2 separate regions of the Homo sapiens genome follow, and region 1 is linked to region 2. A link is a loop called in an ENCODE intact Hi-C map of the cell type or tissue named here. Cell type or tissue: heart right ventricle. All regions are shown on one strand.

Region 1 (8,000 bases), 130 kb before region 2:
TCTCGGAAGTCGTTTTAATTAGAATGTGATTTTTTTTTCTTAAACGTGTCTTCATTGGCTCCCAGATTTGCCGTAGAAACCAAGCAAACTGGGTGCTAAAACAGAAAGGCCCATAGATTGTACTTTTTGAGCTGTTTGAATTTGTATACCATATGCACATAGAACTTTTCAAACAAAGAAGAATTTAACTAAAGGTCTGTGGAGTATATTTGCCCAGTAGATGTGGGAGTTTTCTTTCAGGTCTAGCACAACAGCAGCAGTACATCTGAGCATTTTTCTTTTCTTGTCGTAAAATATACATAACATAAAATTTACCATTTCAACCACTTTTTTCTTTTATTTATTTTGTTTTGTTTTGTTTTGTTTTGAGACAGGGTCTCCCTCTGTCACCCCGGCTGGAGTGTAGCAGTGTGATCACAGCTCGCAGCAGCCTCCACCTCTCAGGCTCAGGAGATACTCCCACCTCAGCCTCCTGAATAGCTGTAACCACAGGCACATGCCACTGCACCCAGCTAATTTTTCGTATTTTTTGAAGAGACAAGGTTTTGTCATGTTGCTAGGCTGGTCTCGAACTCCTGGGCTCAAGCAATGCACCCTCCTCAGCCTCCCAAAGTGCTAGGATTACAATCATGAGTCACTGCACCCAGCCTCAACCATTTTAAAACGTTCGGTTCAGCGGCATTAAGTACCTTCACATTGCTGTTCAGCCATCACCACCATCCATCCCCAAAACTTTTTTATCCTTCCCACGTGAAACTCCGTACCCATAAAATACTAACTCACCACTCTCCTCTCCCCGCAGTCCCTGGCACCCACTCCTTTACTTTCTGTTTTTTGTGAATTGGACAGTGTAGGAACCTCCTATAAGTAGAATCATACACTATTTGTCTTTTTGTGATTGGCTTATTTCCCTTAGCATGATGTCCTCAAGGTTCATCCAGGTTGTAGCATGTGTCAGAGTTTCATTCCTTTTAAATAGTTTTCCTGTCTGACGTGTACCGCACATAACCATGGAAATGAGGAGGCCGCTTCTGTGTTTCCTCTTCTTGAAATGGGATGGGAAAATAAGTAGGATATGGGGAAAGGGTGGGACCAGCAGGAAACCAGCAAGCAGAGTGCCCAGTGGTTCATTCTTTCACTCTTATTCTTTTCTTTTTTAATTACCACAGATCGAAATTGCCCAGAAGCATCCTGATATCTATGCAGTTCCAATCAAAACGCACAAGCCAGACCCTGGCACGCCCCAGCACACGAGGTAAGGGCTGCCTAGTGGGTACAGGTCTAAGGCGGGGACTTCTCAAGGACTGGGACTTGAAGAAAGAATTTCCTTTACCCAAATTTCAGAGTAACAGGAGGATTTTTTCCCCACAGATTGACTGTTTGCCTTACTCATTCCATCAAATTTAATTGTAAAGATTACAGAGTCAAAACTTAAGCATAGTTTGCTTGTGTGCTAAAACTCTGACAAAGTGTAATCATTGATGTTTCCAGCCAGTACATTTGACACATTGGAGCCTGGTTATGTTACATTGCACATGGTTAGCACATGAGCAGAATTCCTACGGCTTAGACCTGTTTTGTCTTGTTTGCTGACTCTCAGCCAAACTTCTTAATTCCTTTGCATCATCCAGCAAAGTCAGACCGCTTGTGCTGCCCTGGGGTCTAAAGGGACCGTGACAAGCAAATGAGCAGTCTTGGTAAATGCCACACAAACAGTAGGAATGTTCACAGTGTCTTCCTGTTGAAGTTTTATACTGGATTGCTTCCTGCTTCCGAGAATAGAAAAAAAAAAGTCACATTTTCTTGTGGCCATTCTTTTGTTTTTTTTGGAGACAGAGTGACTGTCGCCCAGGCTGAAGTGCACTGGTGCAATCTCAGCTCACTGCAACCTCCGTCTCTCAGGTTCAAGCGATTCTCGTGCCTCAGCCTCCCGGGTAGCTGGGATTACAGGTGTGTGCCACCATATCCAGCTAGTTTTTGTATTTTTAATAGAGACAGGGTTTCACCATGTTGGCCAGGCTGGTCTCAAACTCCTGACCTCCGCCCGCCTCGGCCTCCCAAAGTGCTAGGATTACAGGTGTGAACCACTGTACCCAGCCTCTTGTGGCCATTCTGACTGGAAGCTGAAGTCTAGTTTTCCAGTGATAGAAAACTGGAAACAAATTTCTTCTTTACCAGCTGAGTGGTAACACAGTCAACCAGGTTGCCTCTGGCAACAAAGAGTTCTTGGTTATGATGGACTGAAACTGGCAGAGACCTCGCTGCTGGGTGAGACTAGCCAGGGAGCTTAGGGGTAAGGAGGGCACCCCCTGTCCAACAGGGAGATTCTTAGGTCAGGGAGCACCTGGCTGGCTTCCTCACTCACCGCCGAAGTGGGCATTGGATTTGACCTATTACGAACCTGGAGCAGGACCAGGGATGCCCTGGTTGCTCTGCAGAATGTGGCTCAGAGGTAAGTGATCTGCTCGGGATACCCAGTCACTGTGCTCAGAGCCATGCCTCCCCGGGCAGCCGGAGGACATGGATGTGCTCTGGAATGTCTTTAACACCCTTTTTTTGTTAGTTCCAGACCCCCTGAGCCACAGAAAGCTCCTTCCAGACCTTATCAGGATACCAGAGGAAGTTATGGCAGTGATGCCGAGGAGGAGGAGTACCGCCAGCAGCTGTCAGAACACTCCAAGCGCGGTTACTATGGCCAGTCTGCCCGATACCGGGACACAGAATTATAGATGTCTGAGCACGGACTCTCCCAGGCCTGCCTGCATGGCATCAGACTAGCCACTCCTGCCAGGCCGCCGGGATGGTTCTTCTCCAGTTAGAATGCACCATGGAGACGTGGTGGGACTCCAGCTCGTGTGTCCTCATGGAGAACCCAGGGGACAGCTGGTGCAAATTCAGAACTGAGGGCTCTGTTTGTGGGACTGGGTTAGAGGAGTCTGTGGCTTTTTGTTCAGAATTAAGCAGAACACTGCAGTCAGATCCTGTTACTTGCTTCAGTGGACCGAAATCTGTATTCTGTTTGCGTACTTGTAATATGTATATTAAGAAGCAATAACTATTTTTCCTCATTAATAGCTGCCTTCAAGGACTGTTTCAGTGTGAGTCAGAATGTGAAAAAGGAATAAAAAATACTGTTGGGCTCAAACTAAATTCAAAGAAGTACTTTATTGCAACTCTTTTAAGTGCCTTGGATGAGAAGTGTCTTAAATTTTCTTCCTTTGAAGCTTTAGGCAGAGCCATAATGGACTAAAACATTTTGACTAAGTTTTTATACCAGCTTAATAGCTGTAGTTTTCCCTGCACTGTGTCATCTTTTCAAGGCATTTGTCTTTGTAATATTTTCCATAAATTTGGACTGTCTATATCATAACTATACTTGATAGTTTGGCTATAAGTGCTCAATAGCTTGAAGCCCAAGAAGTTGGTATCGAAATTTGTTGTTTGTTTAAACCCAAGTGCTGCACAAAAGCAGATACTTGAGGAAAACACTATTTCCAAAAGCACATGTATTGACAACAGTTTTATAATTTAATAAAAAGGAATACATTGCAATCCGTAATTTTCTTTGTGGTGGATTTGTATGCTACTTCCTATTTTTAAATGCAACTTTTATTTCAGTTACTAATCATAGAAGTGATTACTAACCTCCTTGTCGAACATTGGAAAATGGAAACGTGAAAAAGAAAATTATACCCATAATCCCATCCCTCAGATAATTTTGGTGTATTTTCTCCAATTACGTATTTGTGGATGTCTGTGTGTATGATACTTGAGGGTGTACTGTGTTTGTAGTTCTATTTCCTATTTTTTCTGTTTATCATTCTATCACTAACATTTCTCAAGTGGTTACAACTGTGCAGCAAGGTATTTAAAGCGTGGTGTACACATCATCATTAACAACCACAGAGCAATATATCCCATGGCTGCTTCATAAGTGAACAATTCTGTTGTTGGCTGTTCGGATTATTTCCAGTTGTTTGCCTTTTTTTTTTTTTTTTTTTTTTTTAAACATGAAATGCACCTCTTTGTATGTAATCCAGTTTTGTATATCATTGATCAGCATTTCAGTATTTTTCTGCAGGCAAGTTCTCAGAAGTAGAATTACTGAGTAAAAGAATAGGAACATTTTTAAGGCCCTTGATGTTTACTGCCAAATAGCTTCCTAGAAAAGTTGCATCAATTTACACCCCCACATCCACTCTTCCTCTTCCTCTTCTTCCTCCTCCTCCTCCTCTTCTTTCTTTTCCTTTCCTTTCTTTTCCTTTCTTTCCTCCTCCCTTCCCCCCTCCCTCCCCCCCTTCCTTCCTTCTTTCCTTCCTTCCTCCCTCCCTCCCTTCTCTCTCTCTCTTTCTTTCTCTCTTTCCCTTTTTTTTTTTTTTTGACAGGGTCTTGCTTTGCTGCCCCCAGGCTGGTCCTGTTCTTGAACTCCTTTAGCAATCCTCCCACCTCAGCTTCCCAAAGTGCTGGGATTACAGGCGTGAGCCACTATGCCCAAACACCACTTACATTCTTGAAGTACTAAAATAAATTTAGAATTTAAGCAAGACAGATTAGGAATTTCGGCTTGTATTAATAAAAAGAACAATGAATTTGGAAAAGGAGAAAAGAGTCTTGGTTCCATTAAGGGTCTTTTATGATATGAATTGACACAAAGGAGTTAGGCTTGTGTTTTAGTGGTGGCAGAAATTTGGCTTACTGGTAACTGAGTTATACTATAAAGGTGCCCTTGCTTATGTCTCTTCCAATATGGGTGCTGTCACTTATAAATCATTTAATGTATCTCGAATTTCTGAACACTCCTCAGGGCATTGACTAAAATTTGCATATTCCATAAATAAAAGCCACCTTTTGTGAACAGGAGAAAAATGTACTAGTTAACTATATGATAAGACTGTTTGTTTGTGTTCTTTAAATCCAGGAATGAGCCCTTTGCAAACATAGGTGGGGAGGCGAGGAGGCTTTCAGCAGGAGCTGGGTTGTCGTCTGGTTCCAGCAATTTTGTGATGCGGGCAGTGCCACTGTTCCTCAGAATGTCCAGCAGTGTGCCTGATGGACCCCCAGTGCCTTCACCACCCCTTTTTATTCATATCCTCCTTTGTTCTGGGAAAGATTTAAAGCTGCCTACAGTATACATGGAACATAATGAAAAAAAAAAAATGATGCTAAGCAAATGAAGAAACAGGGAGAAGAGTATCAGTAGAGGGAAGATAGAGCCATGAGTGAGAGCCGTGTTCATTTTCTGCGCCGTCAGGACTCTGCAGCTCTCCAGAAGCCAGTGTGGCCCCAGCGGCACCTGCATCTATGATAGAATTATGCCTGTGCTTCTAGCCCAGTGAGATAGATGAGCGATGGGTCTTCCAGAATGACATCAGATGCTACTGATGTCACTAACATCAGTAGTAATTTGACACTAACAAATTTCTTTATATGAAGTAAAGTTGGTTAGGAACAGTCCATTTAAGCAATCGCAGCTGTCTTTTAAGAGAAAGGTTCCCAGTCAATCTTCTCCCTCCTTTTCGAACCTCTTTTCAGTTGGGGTCATTTTGCCAGTTCTAGCTTTCATATACATATGTGAAGAGAAAGAGATTTATTTTAATGAATTGGCATACAGGGTTGTAGGGGATTGGTAAGTCTAAAATCTGAAGGGTAGACCAGCAGGCTGGAGACCCAGGGGAGAGATGCAATCCAATCCTCCTAGCTGGTGTGAGGTCAGTCTTTGTTCTGTTTTAAGGCCTTCAACTGATTGGATGAGGCCGACCTACATTTCAGAGGGCAATCTGCTTTACTCAAAGTCCACCAATTTGAGTGTTAATCTCCTAAATAAAACAACAACAACAACGAAACTTTTACTGAAACAACCATAATAATGTTTGACCAAATATTTGGGCATCATGGCCCGGCCAAGTTGATGCATAAAAATTAACCATCGCAGTCCCTCATCCTGTTTACCATGTAGGCCACCCTACAGCCATCCTTTTTGTTTAGTGTTAAAGCATGAGTGAATGAATGAACCAGAAAAAGGGAGAATTATTTACATACATATACACGTATGTATAGGTTTTGTACAATATATATACTCTGGATATACATGTATTATAAATTTTGTTTTTGTTTTATTATTTTTTGAGACACAGTTTCACTGACCCAGGCTTAAGTGCAGTGGTACAGTCACAACTCACTGCAGCTTCGATCTCCTGGATTCAAGCAGTCCTCTCACCTCAGCCTCCCAAGTAGCTGGGACTACAGGTGTGTGCCAGCATGCCCAGCTAATTTTTGTATTTTTTTTGTAGAGAAGAGGTTTCACCATGTTGCCCAGACTGGTCTTGAACTCCTGGGCTCAAGCGATCCATCCACTTTGGCCTCCCAAAGTGCTGGAACTACAGACTACAGAACTACAGAGCCACCGCACCCGGCCTATATTTTGTTTTAAATAAAGATGAGCAAATTTGATGAATAGAAAAGCATTAAAAATGGGCTGGCGTGGTGGCTTATGCCTGTAATCCCAGCATTTTGGGATGCCAAGGCAGGTGGATCATCTAAGGTTAGGGGTTCGAGACCAGCCTGGCCAACATGGTGAGCCACCGTCTCTACTAAAAATACAGAAAATTAGCTGGGCGTGGTGGCGGGTGCCTGTAATCCCAGCTACTTGAGAGGCTGAAGCAGGAGAATCGCTTGAACTCGAGAGGCAGAGGTTGCAGTGAGCCGAGATGGCTCCATTGTACTCCAGCCTGGACAACAAGAGCAAAACTCTGTCTCAAAAAAAAAAAAAAAGAAAAGCCTTAAAAATGAAGAAACAAAAATGAATGAAATTTGAATAATAGAGCTGAAACTCCAATAAAAATAAAAATACTTCATATTTAAAAATAATATTTAGTGAAATAAATGAGACAAAAGGCTGAATGGCAAATAATATGTATATATGTTTGTGTATATATACAGAGACAGATAAAACATATTTCCATCCTGCTTTTTATTTTAAATCTCATTTATATATACATAGATAGAAAATTGGCACATTTTATATTCCCCACACTAGTGACTGCAAAGGCACTTATAGCACTTTGGCATTTATTTTGCGCAATAAGAAGTGGAATGTGGTTTGATTGCTTCTGCACTGTCCTCGGATGCCGTTCCACCTTCGAGAGTCCAGGTTGCTCTGTCTTTCTGAGTTTGAGTCTGTCTAGGAAGGATAACTGGGGAAGAAGATCCTGACTGAAAGTATCCTGGGGCCAGGTGCGGTGGCTCATGCCTGTAATCCCACCACTTTGAGAGGCTGAGGCAGGTGGATCACTTGAGGCCAAGAGTTCGAGACCAGCCTGGCCAACACGGTGAAACCCTGTCTCTAAGTAAAATACAAAAATTAGCAGGGCGTGGTGGCAAGTACCTGTAATCCCAGCTACTCAGGAGGCTGAGGCAGGAGAATCGCTTGAACGCAGGAGGCAGAGGCTGCAGTAAGCTGAGATCACACCACTGCACTCCACCCTGGGCAACAGAGCGAGACTCCGTCTCAAAAAAAAAAAACACCAAAAAGAGGCCGGGCACGGTGACTCACGCCTGTAGTCCCAGCACTTTGGAGGCCAAGGGGAGTGAATCACCTGAGGTCAGGAGTTCAAGACCAGCCTGGCCAACATGGCGAAACCCCATCTCTACTAAAAATACAAAAATTAGCCAGGTGTAATGGTGCTTGCTTGTAATCCCAGCTACTCAGGAGACTGAGGCTGGAGAATCGCTTGAACCTGGGAGGTGGAGGTTGCAGTGAGCCGAGATCGCACCATTGCACTCCAGTCTGGGTGAGAAAAGCGAAACTCCATCTCGAAAAACAAAAATAAAAACAGAAAGAAAGTATCCCGAGAGACATGGGTTGAGCTTTGAAAATGCAGCTGTCCCTTGGTGTCTGTGGAGGATGTTTCCTATGACCTCCCATGGATACCAAAATCCAGCGATGCCCAGGTCTTTGATATAATGGTGTGGTAGGCCGAGTACAATGGCTCATGCATGTA
Region 2 (8,000 bases):
AGGTCAAGCAAGGGATGAGAGCCTCGCTTACGAACAGACAAATATAGAGGAAAACGAGGGAGTGCTTTCTCATCTTTTCATTCAGGTTGCAGAGTCTCATTCTTCTCAGTCCCAGAATTCCAGAAGTTTTATTGTTAGGAAGAAAGAAGATGATATCCTTTTCAAATTTTTTCTTCCACCAATCACATTTTGTATATAGCCACAAAGAATAAAATGAAACAACTATAAATTCAGAGAACACTGCTCCCCAAAAGGCAGTGCCTGCAAGCAACTAGCCCCAGAATCTGTTTTCTCATCCATTTCTTTTAGCTTTTTAAAATCCTTTTTTTGTATTTCAAGAACAGACAAACTTTTGTTCTCTTTTTTTTTCTTTCATTCTTTGATACTCCATAGCAGAATGCAGGTGTTCTGGCTTTTATATGTATTTTATAAATTATTTTAAAACTTAGGTTCATCATTATCTAGATCATCTGGTACCTTGGGCAGAGATTTGTGGAATTTTCTGTCAACGTTGGTGAAAAATCTTGTGGAGGATTTTGCTATTATTTTGAATTTTGCTGTTGACGGTTCTTTACCCACAGGACAAAAACAAGAGTCATGTAGAATGTAAGACATAATTGAATTTTCCTGAGTCCTTAGCTGTTTTTTAAATAGAGGTGAAACTCATATAAAATGAAATTAACCAAAGTATATGATTCAGTAGCATTTAGTGCATTCACATTATTTCGTAACCATCATCTTTATCTAGTTCCAAAGCATTTTCAGTACTTCAGAGAGACCCCATACCCATCAAACAGTCACTCCCCATTCCCTTCTCCCCCATCCCCTGGCAGCCACTAATCTGCTCTGTGTCTCTATGGATTGTTTGCTTTTTGACTGATGGGTTTAAAAGCAATGATGGGGTTGCATTTTATACACTGTCATTTGCTTAAGGAACTCTGGCCACTTCGTCGGAGAGCAGCTTCTATTATTCTCCCTCTCCTGGCCAAGGAGACCATGGTATGGAGAGGTGAGTGGTTTTCCCCACAGTTTAGAGCAAAGCCAGTATCCGGGCATCACTGCAGTCACGTGGCCAGTCTGTAGAACGTGCTTTCTGACGCCAAGTCGCTTTTCCTAGGATGGTTGGTCCTGATGTTATTCCCCTGCCACACATCTACGGAGCTCGAATCAAAGGTGTGGAAGTGTTCTGTCCTCTGGATCCCCCGCCGCCATATGAAGCTGTGGTGAGCCAGATGGACCAGGAGCAGGTACTGTCTGTCCTGAATCTCTCTAAGTACATTGACTGCAAGTGGGAAAGACAGCACCGCCCCACCCCCTGCCCCCAGAGAACAGCAGGGAGACCGGGCCCCACACATCTTTTTAAGGAGTTCACTGGGTCTAATGAGGGGTGAGTTAAACATCAACAAAATAACCCTGTTTTTTGCTGTGATGCAGGGATCTTCATTCCAAATGTCAGAAGGATCAGAAGCTGCTGTGATCCCATTGGATCTGGGCTGCACACAAGTGACTCAAGGTAATAGATACATTGTGACATGATTCAGTAGATTAAAACATGATAAAATAGGCTGGGCAAGGTGGCTTATCTCTGTAATCCCAGCACTTTGGGAGGCCGAGGTGGGAGGATCACATGAGGCCAGGAGTTTGAGGCCAGCCTGGACAACATGGAGAGAGACCCTATTTCTACAAACGGAAAAAAAAAATGATAAAATAATGATCCTGTCTGGTATTGTGTTAGAGGGCAGGTATTCTTGGAGCAAATAGTTCAAGCTACACCTTTTTCTCCAGATACAAAAATACCATCAACTATTAGGGCTTATAAATGGGAGAAAATATGTGAACTGAAAAAAGATATCCTTGGAATTTTTTATGAACCAGACTATTCTCAGGAACCATGAAATAGGTTACAGAGTTTGATTGATATTCCTGTGTTTTCTGATCTATGATTTTCTTCCTCCTATTAATTAAAATTAGCTAGACTTTTGTCAGGGGAAAAAAAGTTTCCTCTATTGCAAGGTGATTTGTGGTAAGATTGTGCTGTGTCATTTATAACCTAGGGCCCAGGTCATGCTGCCCGAGCAGCTAATGAATTCTGGTTTTCAGTACTGCAGTAAGTACTAGAGTCAGTTTACATTTATCCTTGTACTTTAAGGGAACATTGTTATGGCCTTCTCTCTTTGGGGAGGTTTTAAGTGGCCCAGAGGATTGTCCACCAGGACAAAATCACAATGGTGATAAATAATGGATCAACTCTTAGCAATTTTAGATGAAGGTAATTTTTCAGCAGTACTATTTGTAATGTAATACTTTGTGTTCTGTTCACCTTCCATCCTAAGTAGAATTAATTATGAAGCAGTGTTCTGTCTCCTAAGTATGTTCATAATTTTTCCATTTTTTTTTTTTTAACTTTATTTTTATTTATTTTTTCTGAGACAGAGTTTTACTCCTTTTGCTCAGGGTGGAGTGCAATGGGACGATCTCAGTTCACTGCAACCTCCATCTCCTGGGTGCAAGTGATTCTCCTGCCCCAGCCTCCCGAGTAACTGGAACTACAGGCACCGCCACCATGCCCAGCTAGTTTTTGAATTTTTAGTGGAGATGGGATTTTGTCATGTTGGCCAGGCAGGTCTTGAACTCCTGACCTCAGGTGATCCACCCACCTCAGCCTCCCAAAGTGCTGGGATTACAGGCATGAGCCACTGCACCCAGCCAATTTTTCCATTTTTAAAAACAGTTTCTCGAATTACAACTCAGGCTCACAGTTTTATTTTCATGAGCATAAATTATCCAATTCCAGCGGGGTTTTACGGATTTGTTTAGTGGCCACTTGACTCTCTCTAACTTAGCCTTCCGGGAGTTCTGCAGCCCACAGAGCAGCCACCTCACCTGTGCTGGTATTACCTTCCCCAGAACCAGGCTTATCCTGAGATGTCAGGGTGCTTTTCAGTACTGCCCCAGAATGCTTCCCTGGAGAAGATTCTAAGCACCTTTAGGAAAAAAAAACCCCTGCCATTTTGGCATGGCTCCTTTATTTTGCTCTTGGATTTAAATTTTTCTGTTTGTTTGTTTTAGGTGTGGAGGGGTGGTTTGGAAAGGCAAGTTTTCCTGTAGTCAGTGATGTAAAAACTTACTGGGCCAGCAGCCTGAGTAAATGTTATTAACTGCATTACCCTTGCCCTGGCAGGTTTAGGCTCCCAGGTGTTTCCTGCCCATTTTGAGGACTGCAGCTGGTGAGATAATTTATGTTTCGCCTCTTTTTTTTTTTTTTTTTTTTTTTTAAATCAGATGGGGACATTCCTAACATACCTGCCGAAGAAAATGCATCCACCTCAACTCCCAGTTCAACCCTGGTGCGTCCTATCAGAAGCCGGAGAGCCCTCCCACCCTTGAGGACCAGGTCGAAGAGTGACCCTGTGCTCCATCCTTCTGAGGAGAGAGGTGATGTCATTCCCCAAGCTCTTCGCAGGGCTGTGTGCTTATTTGCCTAAAGGAGCCAGGTGAAGGCAGGTGGCTCTGGCCAGCTCAGGACCCTGCAGTTTAAGTGGTCATTTGAAGGAGCTTATGAGGTCTTGGGAAAGTAAAATATTCTACGTCCATGTTAGGAATATATATCTACCATGTCTTTTAAGGATGGTAGGGTTTTTTTGTTTTTTTTTAAAGTCATTGTCATCAAAAGAATTTGGTTGTACATGATACTATGCTAGGTACTACATGAAGACAATTATGCACACCTAGTTCTGATTTCTAGATGCTGCAATCCTATAGGAATATGCATTGTCTTAAAAAAAGTCAAAAGGATTTTTGTATACTCCCTCTTTTATAATTTGTTATATTTTTACTATGTATGAGTAGATGATTGAATTATTGAAATCTGACCTTGTTTTTAGAACTTTGGATAGAATGAAGTACACGCACCCACACAATTCACCTCTCTCTCTGTGTTGTTTGTGTATAGATGTTACCTGAATAATTAAAAATTAAAATAATAACACTGACTTTTTTCTGAATATATGAATACCTGAACATCTCTAAATATCTCTTCATTGTAGAAAATTATAAAAAATAAAGAAACTAAAGGAAGAAAATTAAAATCTCCTGTAACTCCACCAGCACCAGCTTCTTCTTGTGAAGTAGTCTAGCAGAGTTGACCTCTGCTGTTCTAAAACACCTATGCAAATAAAACTTTGATAATCCTCCACCCTGCTCTCTCTAAGGTCCTGTCTTGAGCCCTTGCAGTCTCAGTTCTGGCTCTCTGACAGTGTGTGTTATTTGCCACAGCTCTGGACTGACCATGTGCGAGCCAGAGAGAACATTCCTCTTGTCTCTACAGCAGCTTCTAAGTGGAGAGGAAGTCCTGCCGCCTGGTACTGAGCGTGTCTCTGAAACACAGTGGCCAGGCAGCCTGGCTTCTGATTCCCAAGACCTGCCTTCACTGTGGGTCTCCTACACCCTACCTGGCAAGTTGAGGACTCCAGCCTCAACGGGAACTTAGCTGTTTGCACAGCTTAGGGAAATCTTTCCAGAACCCCTTCTCATTCTGCAGACCTGCGGGGGCAAGAACAGCAGCTGCTGGAGCCCTCCATTGTGGAAGGCGCCAGGTTGCCTTCAAGTGGAAGAGTGGAGACCCTGACTCTGTCCTCACACGAGTGTCTTTGGCGAGTGCTTCTGGAAGACTCTTGCTGTCTGTGACGTGCATATGGCTGCCTGAGAGGACAGTCTCGAATCCTGGTTTAGAGCTCCCCACACCTGCCTTTCTCCAGAAGAAAGGGGGTGCTCCCCTTCTTCCACCTGCTCTCTCGCCCCCTGCTTCTTGTCTTCTTTGAATTTCTAAATTGCTGCTTATCAGGCCTTCATAGACTGAAGATGCCAATGTTGTGTATGCTGAAGGCTGCTGGCTGACTTCTGGACACATAATGACCAGATCTGAGTTTTGCTTCACACACTTCACAGTGCAGAAGCATTGCTGGTCTTTACACCCTTGCTGATATAGGCAGCCATGGAAATTAGAGCCTGCAGTGGATTTCCCAGGCTCTCTGTTGACTTCCAGAATGATGTGTACTTTTTCTGCACCTAAATTTCTCTTTTGGTAATAGCTATAGATCTACCTCATATCCATGGTGTGAGCATCGATAACACAAGTCAGTACAACGTCCTTGAGGACGTTTGGGACAAAGGTATAGTCAAAGTGATCAGAGCATTACATTCATCTGACAAGTCTTGTCTCTCTTCAGCCCCTTCCTCTCTTAATTGACTACTTCATCCTCGCTCCTTGGAACATCCTTTCATTGGTCAGCCACATTTTTCCTGCTTGGCCCATCCATCCCCATCTATTTGTCATACCCCATGAAACTTAACCTCATTATGGTTTGCATTCTGGATTCTCCTCTCCACCATCTGGCTTTACCTTGGGGGTGGTGTCGTACATGACACAATGACGTGTTTCGGGCCATATCCTATTGGAACTGGACTTCAGGGAATAACCTTGTGTTGTTTTCCCTCCTTCTGCAAGATGAAAAGCAGGATGTGCATGGCTATCAGCATTTGTCAGATGCTTTCCATGTTGAGTTTTGTGGTCTGTGCTTTCAGGTACAGGCATATGTTCAAAAGGGGTTGGCCAATGGGTACATGTTGTTTGTTTCTGCCCACAGCTGCCCCAGTGCTCAGCTGTGAAGCTGCAACACAGACTGAAAGGAGACTGGATCTGGCTGCAGTGACTCTGAGGAGAGGCTTGAGATCTAGAGCTTCGCGATGCAGACCGCGGTCTTTGATAGATTACAAATCCTACATGGACACCAAGCTGCTGGTGGCGAGGTTCCTGGAGCAGTCCTCTTGTACCATGACCCCAGACATCCATGAACTTGTAGAAAACATTAAATCTGTTTTGAAATCTGATGAGGAGCACATGGAGGAAGCCATCACAAGTGCCAGTTTTCTAGAACAGGTAGTTTTATTATTAATCTCAGGCATGAATCAGATGACTCATTTTCATAGCAGCTAAAGTGGCTTCTCCGCTTTCTTGTCCAAGGCAGAGTAAGTTCATGGTCACAGTCTTCAGGGAAATTGGGTTGAGAGTTCTGGGGAGGGAGACAGAGGAAGCCGGGGAGCTTTCTTTCAAGTGTGGTAACTTTCCCACATCATTCTTGGCTCAAGGGAAGAGAACCCAGTTTTTCTGGGATGTGGAAGCATGTCTGGGAAAATTAAAGAGTGCATCCTAGGAATAAAAGCGGAGGATGTGGACAGTGTGGAGTGCATTCAACATTTGATTTCCTGAATTGAAGGTTTCCTTTGATAGGGCATGTTTTCTCAGCCCTTTGGAAATGATGACATAGGTGAATTTTAATATCAACAAGATTCTAAGAGGCTGTTCACATTCCCATGAAATGTTTGGCAAGATAAATAAGCCAACAGGTCCTAAGGGAATAAGCACCTTTTCTTCTTGTAGATTAAAAAGTACAAGGCAATCCCCGAAACTGAAGCCACTTGGGGAAAAGATAGAATTGGGCATGAACATAATCCAGTTGGGTCTCAGGTTTCTCCTCTTTAAAGTAAATGGTTGGACTAGGTAGTCTCTCTACCTTTATTTTTGAATGAATGGAGTTTCCTTCTGGTAAGAGCCTTCTCTCCACCTCTTTTAAGAGCCATTCCCTTTTAGGTGTTGGCTTCATTGCTGCAGGTAGTGGGGTGGATGTTGTAGACAGCACCCCACAATGGCGTATGGATGTTTTGTGGCTCTGTGTCTTTGGGCATTAAATGGCTAACAAATACTTCCTCAACTGAAGTGGGCTAATTTCTCAGGGTAATTACCAACTTCAGGATGTAGGTAAATTTTCAATTCAAATTGAGTAAATACCCTCTCACTGTCCCTTCCGTTCCCCCTTTCTACCTGCTGGCCTCTTCTTACAGAAGCCAGAAGCCAAACTCTCTCCCAGTCCCTCAGGGGATTCAGCGGGGAGGAATGATCTGATTACTTGCATGAAGAGGTACATGAACCACAGACCCTCTTGGGTTTGCACTCTGAAAGAGTGATCAGTTGACGGTTCCGGGTGAGGCTCCAGTTACTAACCTATGTAGGGAAAACATTTTACATCCTGGTGTCCCTTAGCTACTCCAGATGTCATTGTCTGTCACCTTCCCTCTGTCCGGCCCCAATAGCCCAATAATCAGGAGTCACTTCTGGAAGGCTGCCAAGCTCTGATGAGCTAAGAGCTGGAGCATTCACCAGGTAGTGGGCCTGGACCTTCTGCAAAGTCTTGCTCCCTGAGAAATAGCTCTGGGGAAGAAGAACAAGCACTTATACAGTTCACTAGATGCTATCATCACAAATGTTTGCTAGATCTTTGTGCCCCAGGCAGGTTAAAACTTCAGGTGCTGAGATTGTTGTGATAGATTTTGGGCCATCTCCTGGGCCTTCCAGGACTGGAACCTAGAGGTGAGCTTTCACAATTCTATACCTTTTCCCTGGTAGAAGGAGGTAAGAACACCAGAAGGAGGTAAGGACAGCAGAAGGAGACCAGTTATTTCTGACTCTAGCTGGCTTCGCATCTTGGAGTTTTTAGATCCATTTTGATTTTCACTGATATCAAAACCACTTGTCCTAACTTACTATGTAGCACAGTCAACTTCTTTGAATGTTGAACTTTTATTCTTAATCGGGAGACAAGGACAGACCTTAAAGACAAATGTAATTAGTAGACTGTTAATAAAATTTAATTTTCCTTCTTTGGAGGAATAATCTTTTAATGACCTTAAAGGCTCAGAATGGTACAAATGAAACAAAAAGTCATCCAAATGATTGTGCTGTGATGTTAGGTAACAATAAAGCCCCAAGGTTTTCCGAAGCTGCTGACAGTATTATGGGTCAAAGAAACATGGCAGTGCAATTTTTAAAAAATTGACCGGACAGTTCTCTCCTCTTCAATCCCAGTTGGATGAGGAATTTTTCATATTTTTGCCATTTTTACAGAGTAAGTGATATTATTATATATTCAAAATTATGTTTGTGA

Evidence for each region. A loop is a pair of places that touch in the nucleus more often than their neighbours do. Peaks named below come from ENCODE experiments on the same cell type or tissue, not always from the same donor. Only the 100,000 strongest peaks of a DNase experiment are listed, where the experiment ranks them.
Region 1: a loop joins it to region 2, with 2.6 times the contacts of the local background. A loop is called at or near these places in 4 of 110 quality-filtered maps.

Annotation. Positions count from the first base shown.
Region 1 is chr9:69,251,646-69,259,645 of GRCh38, forward strand. TJP2 (tight junction protein 2) reads left to right here. Exons shown (of 23, transcript NM_004817.4): 22 at 1,170-1,255; 23 at 2,564-3,563. The coding sequence ends at 2,729. Among named protein-coding and RNA genes, the nearest start is that of BANCR, 51 kb to the right of the region's middle. In heart right ventricle, no CTCF peak of the experiment used is centred here; no DNase peak of the experiment used is centred here; H3K27ac peaks cover 2,434 bases.
Region 2 is chr9:69,382,513-69,390,512 of GRCh38, forward strand. ENTREP1 (endosomal transmembrane epsin interactor 1) reads left to right here. Exons shown (of 11, transcript NM_001347995.2): 7 at 1,118-1,247; 8 at 1,435-1,513; 9 at 3,283-3,435; 10 at 5,646-5,938. Among named protein-coding and RNA genes, the nearest start is that of ENTREP1, 61 kb to the left of the region's middle. In heart right ventricle, no CTCF peak of the experiment used is centred here; a DNase peak (open chromatin) is centred at 4,326; H3K27ac peaks cover 2,556 bases.